Regions from separate parts of the Homo sapiens genome. Here region 2 is linked to region 1. The links are chromatin loops, found by intact Hi-C in ENCODE. Cell type or tissue: B cell. All regions are shown on one strand. Links, peaks and the distances in the headings refer to the core of each region. The heading gives the core; the rest is flanking DNA.

Region 1 (5,374 bases), core at 131-5,130:
GATAACATAAAAACCTGAAATATGGCAATAAGATAGCCCTGTTTTTCCTGTACAAAAGGATCTGTTATTCTGTGTACTTTTCTGCTTAAAATGTTTCAAAATTATTATTTTAAAACTTGGAGTTGGAAAAGGTGATTTGTCTCAAGTCAATTAATCCTTTACAATCTGTTTTCTCATATGTTAAATAGGCATGTGAATACATGCCCAACCTATTTCACTGGGTTGTAGTGTTTTTGCTAATCACCAAGTATTAGAATACTTGAATACTGCGCCAATTAGTTCAGTCTGTGAGACCACAGTCCAGATTAGGATAAGGTTAAGGGTTAGATTATCGTGCAAACCTTTTAACTCTACTTCAGGGGCAAGACTACACTCTTACTTTCCAAGAAGCATAAAAGATACTCTGGTTACAAGAGGAGCTAGGCAAGTCTAGGTGTGATGTCTCAATCCATATCCAGTAGAACTACTGAGCAAATAACCTTAGTAACTTGATGATGGGCTACTAAACAATCTCTGTATAAGGAGGCTGGCACACCCAGTACACACACACACACGTTTTGTTTGGGGTCTGTAATTGTGGTTCACGTGGAGGCAGACGTTGTTTGTTTTTTGTTGGAGGAGACATCTGAAAACATCTAATCTCATCCTGAAGCGCCCAGCTGGTTTCAAACTGCTTTATTTCAGGTGCTTCTAAAAGACTTGGTGAGTACAAGGAAGTGATTCTGCTAATTTAGAACAAACCCATCGGTAGTTAAAATTTAATCTTAAAAGAAACTTGGAACCAAGCATCTAACCAAAAGAGCTAAAAGCAAAGTGCTAGACTCTGGGATAATACCCACAATATTCTCTAATCACTGAACTAAACAAAGATGCTCCTGCGCTCATAAGGCTAAAAACAAAAATAACCTTTAAAAATGGGGGGTCTATAATCTGAACTCTAAGAGTAACTTGTAAGGTCTTCTTGATCTCCCTAAAGCCAACAATTTTGAAGCGTATTTGGAAATCGCTCATTTCTAATTTTTATTTCTCCCACTCCTCACAAGAACCAGGAAATATAACAGACCCTTCCTTCCTTGAATTTAGTTAAGCTTTAACTAAAACTAAGCATTTAACTAAAGGTAAAATGTTTGGTCTCTTATTTTCAAACAGAAAAATAAAGTCTGTATTAGCCACTCAATAAAAAAGCATAATGTCAAATCAGAAGTCTCTAGAGCAGACCCTAGTCAGCTTCAAAGCACTTTCACAGAGTGAATGGTCTTAAGCGTACCATAACTCAAAGCCCCTAGATTAAGTCTTTCAGTATAAAGTAGCATATACATTTAAAATGTTATTAAATTTCTAATAATTAGATATTAAAAAGACTCAAGATGCTGATACTTTGTAGCTTACAGCATTAAACCAAAGAAGAACCAAAAACTGAACAGTATCAAATCCCTATTACATACATATCTACAGTCATCAAGAAACTACCGGTTTATCTTTTCTTTCACTAAGGGGCCGCCTGCATGTTCACGGAAGTTGTAGTAACTTAAGAAAACCAAAACTGTTATACAGTGAAAACAGTTTGTATGCAGATAAGCTGGTACCAACTGCTTCTAGACAGATGCAATTACAGTGTAATATTTCTAGCAAAGTCTGGTAAGGCTACGCCTGCAAATCACTGACCAAAAATGGTAACAGTGTGTGCACACTAACGAAAACGACAAAATGTTCCAACTGATAGTTCAGTTGAGAATACGTTTTTAAATAGCTAATTAGAGTGACAGTGTAAAGGGGGAAAATATGTAAATTAAGCAAAATGTCCATCATATAGAATATACTAATGAGCACCTGTTTACTTTCTGGTGACTCCAGTATTTTAATGGTTTTTAAAGCTCTTAAATTTGGTTGTATCAGCATCCCAGCATCATGCCCACACCTTGCGCACCAAGTTCTGGCAGAGTCCAACTGTCTACAGGTCAGAAAAAAAATTCTAACCATACACGGACAGATCGGGCAGGGAAGGGTTAAAACAGACACTGCCAAGCTTGACAAGCACGACGAGAGTGCTGCTGGAAGCCGATTGCCAGATAAAAAGAAAAAAACAAAGGAGCTGCAAGGCCACCCCGTTCTAAATCATGCCAGGATCCTGCTCGTTAGCGATCATTCCGTGCTCTAGGACTGTTCCATAAAGGCTTTATCTTCCTTATTGAGATGGACAGACCTCAAGGGCTGGAACGCGCACAAGTCACCAAGCGCCTCAGCGCCAGCTCTGGGGAAACCCACGCCAACAAGGACGGTGGCCGGATTCCGACGCCCCCCGCCCCCCACTCCCCGGCCTCGGTGTGCAGACCCCCGGATGGATTTCACAGAGCGGGTGGGGGCGCTCGACCCCAGCCAGTTGTTGCAAGGCCGGGTCTGGAGACACCCGCAGAGGCCACGCTCAGGGCGGCGGCCTCGCCCCAGCTGGGAGCTGCGCAACAGCCGCGGATCCACCCCGGGGCGCGGGGGCCCAGCCAGGACGGCGGGAGACGGAGGCCCAGAGACCCCCCCTCACCCGCAGCCCGGACACTGCAGCCGGACCGGGTCCCTCCCCGGGCTGAGGCACGGCTCACCCCCTTAGCCCCGACTCCGCGGCGCCCCAGAGACACACTGCTCCCGGCCGCCTCGGCCCACGCCTCGGCCTCCCTCCTACTCACCATCTTCGCCGCGGCGGTCGCAGGGACGCGGGGGAGGGAGCCGGCGGGCAGCGAGTATGCAGACCGTCCTCCTCACGGCTGCGGGACCGAGAGACCCAGCGCTGAGCTGACGCGGCGGCGCGAGCTTACCCCGGGGCGGGCGCGCCTCAGGACGGAACGCGGCTGCGCACGTCACGCACCGCCTGCCGTTGCTACGCAACCAGCCGGCCAGGCAACGCCCCCCCGGCGGCTATCCAGAGTCTCGGAGGGGAGCTTCCCTCATCTGCTGAAGGCTGCGGGGCAGGGTCCGCCTCACCAGAAAGTGTTTAGGGGTGGGGGTGCGTCCTCTCTGGTCTGCAGGAGGCTAGAAGGCGGACTGGGCTGGCTCCTGCTGGCGAGGGGCGGGCAAAAGATGATGGGGGAGGGGTGGCCTTCCTTCGCCTCCTCGGCGGGGCCACCTGACGCCCCACCCACTGTGCAGGCATGGCCCGCGCGGGGAGGCAGCCACCTGGCCAGGTGTGCCTGCCGCTGGGGCGGGGCGAGGCCGTGGAGGGGAAAAGGAGGGGAGAGCCGGGGGAGAGGGGTACAGAGTGTGGGAAGGAGGGGGATTTGGAGGGGAGAGGCGAGGGGCACATAGTTGGGGGAGGAGGAGGATGGAGAGGGGAGGGAAGAGGTGAGGGAGAGGGGACAGTGTGGGGAGAGGAGGGGGATGTGGGGGGAGGGGCGAGGGGGCACTTAGTGGGGGAGGTGGGGGCAAGGGGAGAGGTGAGGGAGAGGGACACAGTGGTGGAAGGAGAGAGATGTTGGGGGTTGGGAGGGCAGGGCCCGAGGAGGGGGAACGCACTGGGGGAGGACCCACGGGAGCGGAGTCGCGGGCCGCGGCAGCGGGGACGCCTCCCGCATTTTTTACCTACTTTGGTGCGATTCCCGCCGCCCTCCCCTGATTGGCCCAGTCTGGCTTGTCCTGCCCTCGCGTGAGGGGAAAAAAGTCTGCACATTTTTCCTCCTTCCCGAGGCGACCGTGGCCATGCAGAGTGCTCTGTGAGTCACCGTTAATTTCAGGTCTGGAAAAACAAGGAGCATTTATTTATCTTTGGGAACTGCCGGGGAAGGAGGCCGGCGGCGCGCAGGGGTGTGGCTGGGAAAGGCCGCGCTGTCCCGGGACGGTGGCGCCAGCCCCGCCGCTCAGTTCTCCGGGTTTTTAATTTGGAATTGTGTTTTTCTAATGGGCGGTTGCGTCGGAAACACGGTTTTCAGAGGGCCCAGATGAATCCCAGCGTTTTTGCTGCGGGTGTTTTTGTGGGAAATAAAGGGAACAAAGAATTTTATAAATTAATTTAGGTTACCGAGAACATCATGGCCTCGACCAAAACTATTTTAATTCTCCAAATATGAGACTTTTGGACAAGATGGTCAGTATTTTTTTTTCCGGCACTACGTAAAATCTAGGTTGTATGTGGCTTTTGTTCTGCCCCACTCAACATAGGAACCCATTTCTCATTACCCTCGTTCTTTTTAAAAAAGACAGTAAGTTGTGCAGTTCTAAGCCTTTACCACCTGAGACATGATTTTTGGCGGGCTAGAGCAGTGGTTCTTTAGCATGCATCAGAATCACCTGGAAAAGTTGTTCAAAGCTAGATTTGTGTGCCCCATCCCCAAGGTTCCCTCACTGCTTCTAAGATGATGCTTGAGAATGGGCATTTCTAACAACTCCTAGGTGATGCTGAAGATGCCAGTCCGAGACCACACTCCTGAACTGAGAAGGAACCCCCCTGTATCCTCCTGCAGCTGGAACCCTTTGCTTTTCTGCCTGCCTAGGACCCTGTGGCCCTTACACTTCTTAATATTCAGACTTCCTTTCTAGTCCAAAAGTGAATGGTGCTCATTTAAGGATACATGCCTGCCTGCTTGCTCCAGCCTCTCCTGCATTTCGTCCTCCACTCTGCCACCAGAGTTAGGTCCAAACATAAGACTGGTCTTGTTACATTCTTGCTTAAAATTTGCTGTGGCTTCCTCCATAACCCTCAGCAGGTCAGTCTGGCCCGTCTGCCTCTGGCCTCAGCCTACTTTTTCTGCCCTATCTCCCATATCTTCCTAAGTGCCCACTGCCCCTCCCAGACGAAACTTCTCATTCCAGAACACCTCTTACTAGTTCTAACTACCTTGATCATGGGCCTGCTTATTTTTTCAGCCTGGGATGTTCCTATCACCCTTCGCATCTGAAGACTTCTCTTACCACTTCCCAAGGATCAATAGTAGTTCCTTCTTTTTTTTTTTTTCGTGCCCCGTACCCCTTACAACTCCTTCACCCCCCTAGTTCCTTCTATAATCCCAGAGTTCATCACTTCTCAAATCTTTTTTTTTTTTTTTTGAGACTGAGTTTCACTCTTGTTGCCCAGACTGTAGTGCAATGGTGCGATCTCGGGTCACTGCAACCTCCGCCTCTCGGGTTCAAGCGATTCTCCTGCCTCAACCTCCCGAGTAGCTGGGATTACAGGCATGCGCCACCACACCCGGCTAATTTTGTATTTTTAGTAGAGATAAGGTTTCTCCGTGTTGGTCAGGCTGGTCTTGAACTCCCGACCTCAGGTGATCTGGCCACCTTGGCCTCCCAAAGTGCTGAGATTACAGGCCTTAGACACCGAGCGCCCGGCCACCTCTCAAATCTTAATAAAGATCCAAATCACCTGAGATCCTTGTTAAACTGCAGATTCCGG
Region 2 (5,374 bases), core at 363-5,362, 930 kb before region 1:
AGCCGAGATTGCGCCACTGCACTCCAGCCTGGGCGACAGCGAGACTCCGTCTCAAAAAAAAAAAAAAAAAAGATTTAATGGGAACTTCATGGGGTGGATACCTACGCTGTCAGAGATGTTTGTTATAGAGATTTGCAGAAAAAAAAACAAAACCTAGTCTGTTCTAGAATCTATGTTTCCTTGAAGTCTTAGCACAAGCAACTCCATTTTGGTTTGGTTTGGTTTGTTGGGGCCTAATGCATGAGCTTAGTCCAAAACAATGGCCTCGCAAAATTTTGTGCAAAAAATTCCCCCTTTTTGGTCAGGTTCTCACTTAGGTGAGAGTGTGACCAAAACTTAGGGCCTTAGCGCCACTCTCAGTTACCATCATTTTGGGTTTCGGTCTCAGCACATCATTTATAGGTTTTGGTGTTCTCATGGTTGCACATTTCTTTCAGCTTTTGTCATTCCAGTTGAAGAGAGAACATCTGACGTTCTAGAGATGACCGCGTGCAAACATTTAAAACCTTTGAGAGAATACAGCACACCAGGGAGACTATTATTATAAATATTGGGAGGATAACACCAAGAGTTCGGGGTATGCTCCTAAACCCAAGGCCCCGATAAACCAAACCTCCTAAAATCAAATAGATCAAAGAATGAGCTAGATAAAGGGTTTACTCACTTGACTAAGCAATTTCTTCGTTAATCCTCTACCACTGAATTTATTTTTTTCTTTTTTCCTTTTTTTTTTTTTTTAGACGGAGTCTTGCTCTGTCGCCCAGGTTGGAGTGCAGTGGCACAGTCTTGGTTCACTGCAACCTCTGCCTTCCGGGTTCAAGCAATTCTCTTGCCTCAGCTTCCTGAGTAGCTGCGATTACAGGCACCTGCCACCACGCCTAGCTAATTTTTGTATTTTTAGTAGAGATGGGGTTTTGCCATGTTGGCCAGGCTGATCTTGAACTCCTGACCTCAGGTGATCTGCCTGCCTCGGACTCCTAAAGTGCTGGGATTACAGGTGTAAGCCACCGCGCCCAGCCAATGAGGGATACATTTCTAATCATTGCTTCTTTTACTTCAAACCATGGTAAAAGGACCTAACAAATGATGCCTTTCTAGAAGAGTGAAGGCCTACTGGCAATGTTTTCTTTAACCCATGATGTGGGTTAGAGGAGTGAACCAATGTTTTGTTTTTGACTGATTATGAAGCAATGCATGTACCATTAAAGTTTCTTACCTACTTCGGGCCTTCATCTTTTATCTATCAAAGTCTAAGTTTATCCATGTATAAGGCTGGCTGCAAACTCCTTCACAAATAAAAGTATACCCCATAAGTGCACATAACAGACCCCTTTTCCACTTCTATTGTTTGTAGAGGCATAAGGAAGACAAAAAATATTGAAAGATAAGAGTTTCATGGTAGTAGAAGTCTTAATCTGTGAACTTGGGAAAAGCTGTTCACATCAAGGATGCCATTTTCTTCTTGGGAGAAATTTCCCAGGGTAGCTTTACCTCAAAAGTTCCAATGGGTGCACTGTTCCAAAAGTGTGGAGGGACCGTTCTCATTTGCGAGACCATGAACCCAAAGCCCAAGGTCCTGAAGTTTTGTTGTAGTGTGGATGACAAGGACAGTCTTCTCCAATGTTTCCAGAAAATTCAAACCATAAAAAGCTTTCTTTACCGGGGGAAAATACACTGTAGCATAATAATCTACTGTTATAACATCAGCCCTCTTGCATGGGAAAGCTTTTATACAACCAGAATGACAAATTGGAATTCAAATAACAATTGAATGAAATCCCCTTACAAAATGTTTAAATGGCCCACCCGGTGACCAAATGTACATGAAGCTTTGTTTGTCTTCCCAGGAATATGGGACTAAGCATTGGTTATAAACTATTTTAAACAATTTCAGTATCAGCTGGTTTAATATGAAAATCTGACGAAGTATTTTCTTGGTATTTAATTAAATTTTTGCTTGTTTTACTTGGGTTAGTAGCTTTATGCAAGGAAATTTCATTCAAAGCAATGAAAAACAACAACCAGGGCTGATACTGACTACTAAAAACTGTTTTAAACTCAGAAGGAAAAATAATATGGATTTCAGGCGTTCCCAGGTTATAAATGGGTTTTCTGCATGTTTGAAACCAAAAACAAACTTTCCTATAGAAATATCAGTAAATCTAGCAAAGAAATAACACACCCCAACCGTGTCATAGCCTGTCTTAAATAAGGGAAAAACATGAGAGCACTAGTAAGAGGCAAGTAAAGGGTGCTTTGCTTTACAATTGATGGAAGCTCGCAGGCTTTGTTCTTGGCTGCCCCACGCAGCCAGCGGAAGGCAGGCCAAGGAGGAAAGAGCCCGGCCTCCCAGGTCCCCGCAACTACAACTCCCAGGATGCCGCGGCGCAGGCTCCCTGCGGGAGCAGGCTGGGCTCAGCTCCGCTGGACCCGCGCTGGGGAACTCTGGCCTCGCTGCACTCATGGCTTCTCCTAGCAAGGCAGTGATTGTTCCCGGGAACGGAGGCGGGGATGTGACCACCCACGGCTGGTATGGCTGGGTGAAAAAGGAGCTGGAGAAGGTAAGCGCCCAACGCCGCTGCTCCGTGAAGTCAGCCTGGAGGGAGGGACGGCGGGAGAGGACTGAGGGCTGAAGTTTGAATAGGCGTCTAATCCCCTCTAGCAAAGCCCTGTGTGTTTTCCTGCCTCTCCCCCGCTGCCTTCTCTTAAAGTCTGAGCTAGTGGTCGAATTTTGACTGGTAAAACTGCCTGGAAGACTTCTCTGAGGGCTCAGCCTTTAGAGTTAAAGGAACCCCTTTGAACTACCGAGGCTGAGCCCCTGAGCCCCGCCCCCCGTATCTGCTGCTGGTTCAGATTTGGGACTTCCCAGATAATTTTACATGTTCACTGCTTCCCGCTTCAGCTTTTAAAAAATTAAATATGCTATACTTAATATATACAAAGGATATACGTAACATGCGTCTACATTATGAGGCATAATGTAATGAATTACCAAACTAAAACCTGGGACATTGCCTATACATCATCTTCCAAACGACCCTTATGTCTACCCATCTCAGTCCCGTGCCATCCTGAATTTTTTCATCTGCTTCTCTTTTTAAAATTGAAGTACTTTTCAACCTATGAATATACCTTTTAAACAACAGACTGTTCTATTTGGCTTCTTGGTGAGCTTTATAAAAGTGGCATCTTACTGTAGGCTGACCTGTGCCGTTTGATTTTTATTTTTTAACCCTCTTCTGTAACCAGGCGGTAAGTCGGCTCCCTGGGTTGCTGTCCTCTAGAGCGGGTCTCCAGAATAGATTGCAGCGCTGTGGCTGAAAACCCTGGTCAGAGTTACAACCCCAAAGGTCAGGGCTGGAGCTTCTGAGAGTATGCTGTCTCCAAATTTCTGTATCACGTTCCTGTGCCACGTTTTACCTACTCCCTGGAACACAGTCTATTTGGCTCCAGGTCAGTCTGTCTAGAACACATTTGTTCATGCCTCTCTATAGATGCAGGCCTGTAGAGGCAAATATGGGTGTACAAATGCAGATATAGGTCTCTCTATAGAGATCAGCAGAGCTGCCTAGATACAGAACTACAGATGGAGTTCATGCGAAAAGATGGTCACTTAACCTACTTCATTTCATAACACAAGTTAATACTGAATTGGTAACGATCATATCAGGTGCCTCATTTCTTATTAGCAAAGTATTAGTTGTAATTAAGCTCTTTATTATAGCTTTTTCTCCCCCCTCATATCATAGATACCTGGTTTCCAGTGTTTGGCTAAAAACATGCCCGACCCAAGTAAGTTTTAAACTTGTTTTTAAATAGCCTCATCTTGTTGGGTTTTGATATTACCATTTTTGTGGTAGAGAACAAGAATATCATAGTGGAGGAACCAAAGATGCCTATATACCTAAGAAAGAATAAGGCAAGCAGCTTGGGGAGGAGGGTGTGAACCAAAAGCCATAGAAAATTCTTTTTTTTTTTTTTTTTTCAATTCTGTGAATTTGTCATTTTTATTTATTTATTTATTTATTTATTTATTTATTTATTTATTGATCATTCTTGGGTGTTTCTCGCAGAGGGGGATTTGGCAGGGTCACAGGACAATAGTGGAGGGAAGGTCAGCAGATAAACAAGTGAACAACGGTCTCTGGTTTTCCTAGGCAGAGGACCCTGCGGCCTTCCGCAGTGTTTGCGTCCCTGGGTACTTGAGATTAGGGAGTGGTGATGACTCTTAACGAGCATGCTGCCTTCAAGCATCTGTTTAACAAAGCACATCTTGCACCGCCCTTAATCCATTTAACCCTGAGTGGACACAGCACATGTTTCAGAGAGCACAGGGTTGGGGGTAAGGTCACAGATCAACAGGATCCCAAGGCAGAAGAATTTTTCTTAGTACAGAACAAAATGAAAAGTCTCCCATGTCTACCTCTTTCTACACAGACACGGCAACCATCCGATTTCTCAATCTTTTCCCCACCTTTCCCCCCTTTCTATTCCACAAAACTGCCATTGTCATCATGGCCCGTTCTCAATGAGCTGTTGGGTACACCTCCCAGACGGGGTGGTGGCCGGACAGAGGGGCTCCTCACTTCCCAGTAGGGGCGGCCGGGCAGAGGCGCCCCTCACCTCCCGGATGGGGTAAGCCATAGAAAATTCTAGTAAGGATTAGGAAAGCACCTGGGCATGGTAAAATTTAATTTTCAACTTTGCACCAACTTGATTTTTCCCTTCTATATGTCTACAAATATTTTCAGGCAGAATTTGTGGGTACTATACTTGAGGCATAGGTATAAAACTTTACAGCATCTATTTGAGGTCCTAATGTTTAAAAATGTCATATTGCTACTTTTGTTCTGGGTATGCCTATGACTTGTCTCAGGAATCCCCTTTTTGGAAAGAATGAATAAATGTGAATTTTAGAATGTTGCAAGAGTTTTTTTGCTTTTTTTTTTGAGATGGAGTCTCGCTCTGTTGCCCAGGCCAGAGTGCTGTGGCGTGATGTTGGCTCACTGCAACCTCTGCCTCCTGGGTTCAAGTGATTCTCCTGTGTCAGCCTCCCAAGTAGCTGGGATTACAGGCATGCGCCATCACGCCTGGCTAATTTTTTTTGTATTTTTAGCAGAGACGGGGTTTCAGCATTTGGGCAGGCTGGTCTCGAACTCCTGACCTCAAATGATCTGTCCACCTCAGCCTCCCAAAGTGTTGGGATTATAGGTGTGAACCACTGCACCTGACCATTAGCTTTTTTTTTCAAGTTTGAAAGTTTACATTAAAATTTCAGAGTTATATTTTATTATTTCCTTAGTATTTTCTTACAAGAACATGGTAAACCAAAAAAAAAAAAAAAAAAGAGAAAAGAAAAACTAGTTACCAAAAC

Evidence for each region. Peaks named below come from ENCODE experiments on the same cell type or tissue, not always from the same donor. Only the 100,000 strongest peaks of a DNase experiment are listed, where the experiment ranks them.
Region 2: a loop joins it to region 1, with 26 times the contacts of the local background. A loop is called at or near these places in 2 of 110 quality-filtered maps.

Annotation. Positions count from the first base shown.
Region 1 is chr20:17,567,516-17,572,889 of GRCh38, reverse strand. DSTN (destrin, actin depolymerizing factor) reads right to left here and starts at 2,815. Exons shown (of 4, transcript NM_006870.4): 1 at 2,679-2,815. The coding sequence starts at 2,681. It also overlaps a transcript of BFSP1 not described here. RefSeq lists silencers at 2,375-2,664, 2,685-2,874 and an enhancer at 3,285-3,852. In B cell, for the core only: no CTCF peak of the experiment used is centred there; DNase peaks (open chromatin) are centred at 1,639, 2,869 and 3,569; H3K4me3 peaks cover 2,421 bases; H3K27ac peaks cover 1,023 bases; H3K27me3 peaks cover 1,200 bases.
Region 2 is chr20:18,494,256-18,499,629 of GRCh38, reverse strand. RBBP9 (RB binding protein 9, serine hydrolase) reads left to right here and starts at 2,405. Exons shown (of 5, transcript NM_006606.3): 1 at 2,405-2,561; 2 at 3,750-3,792. The coding sequence starts at 2,463. RefSeq lists enhancers at 2,243-2,302, 2,403-2,452, 2,056-2,620, 2,473-2,632, 2,803-2,852. In B cell, for the core only: no CTCF peak of the experiment used is centred there; a DNase peak (open chromatin) is centred at 2,389; H3K4me3 peaks cover 1,335 bases; H3K27ac peaks cover 1,001 bases.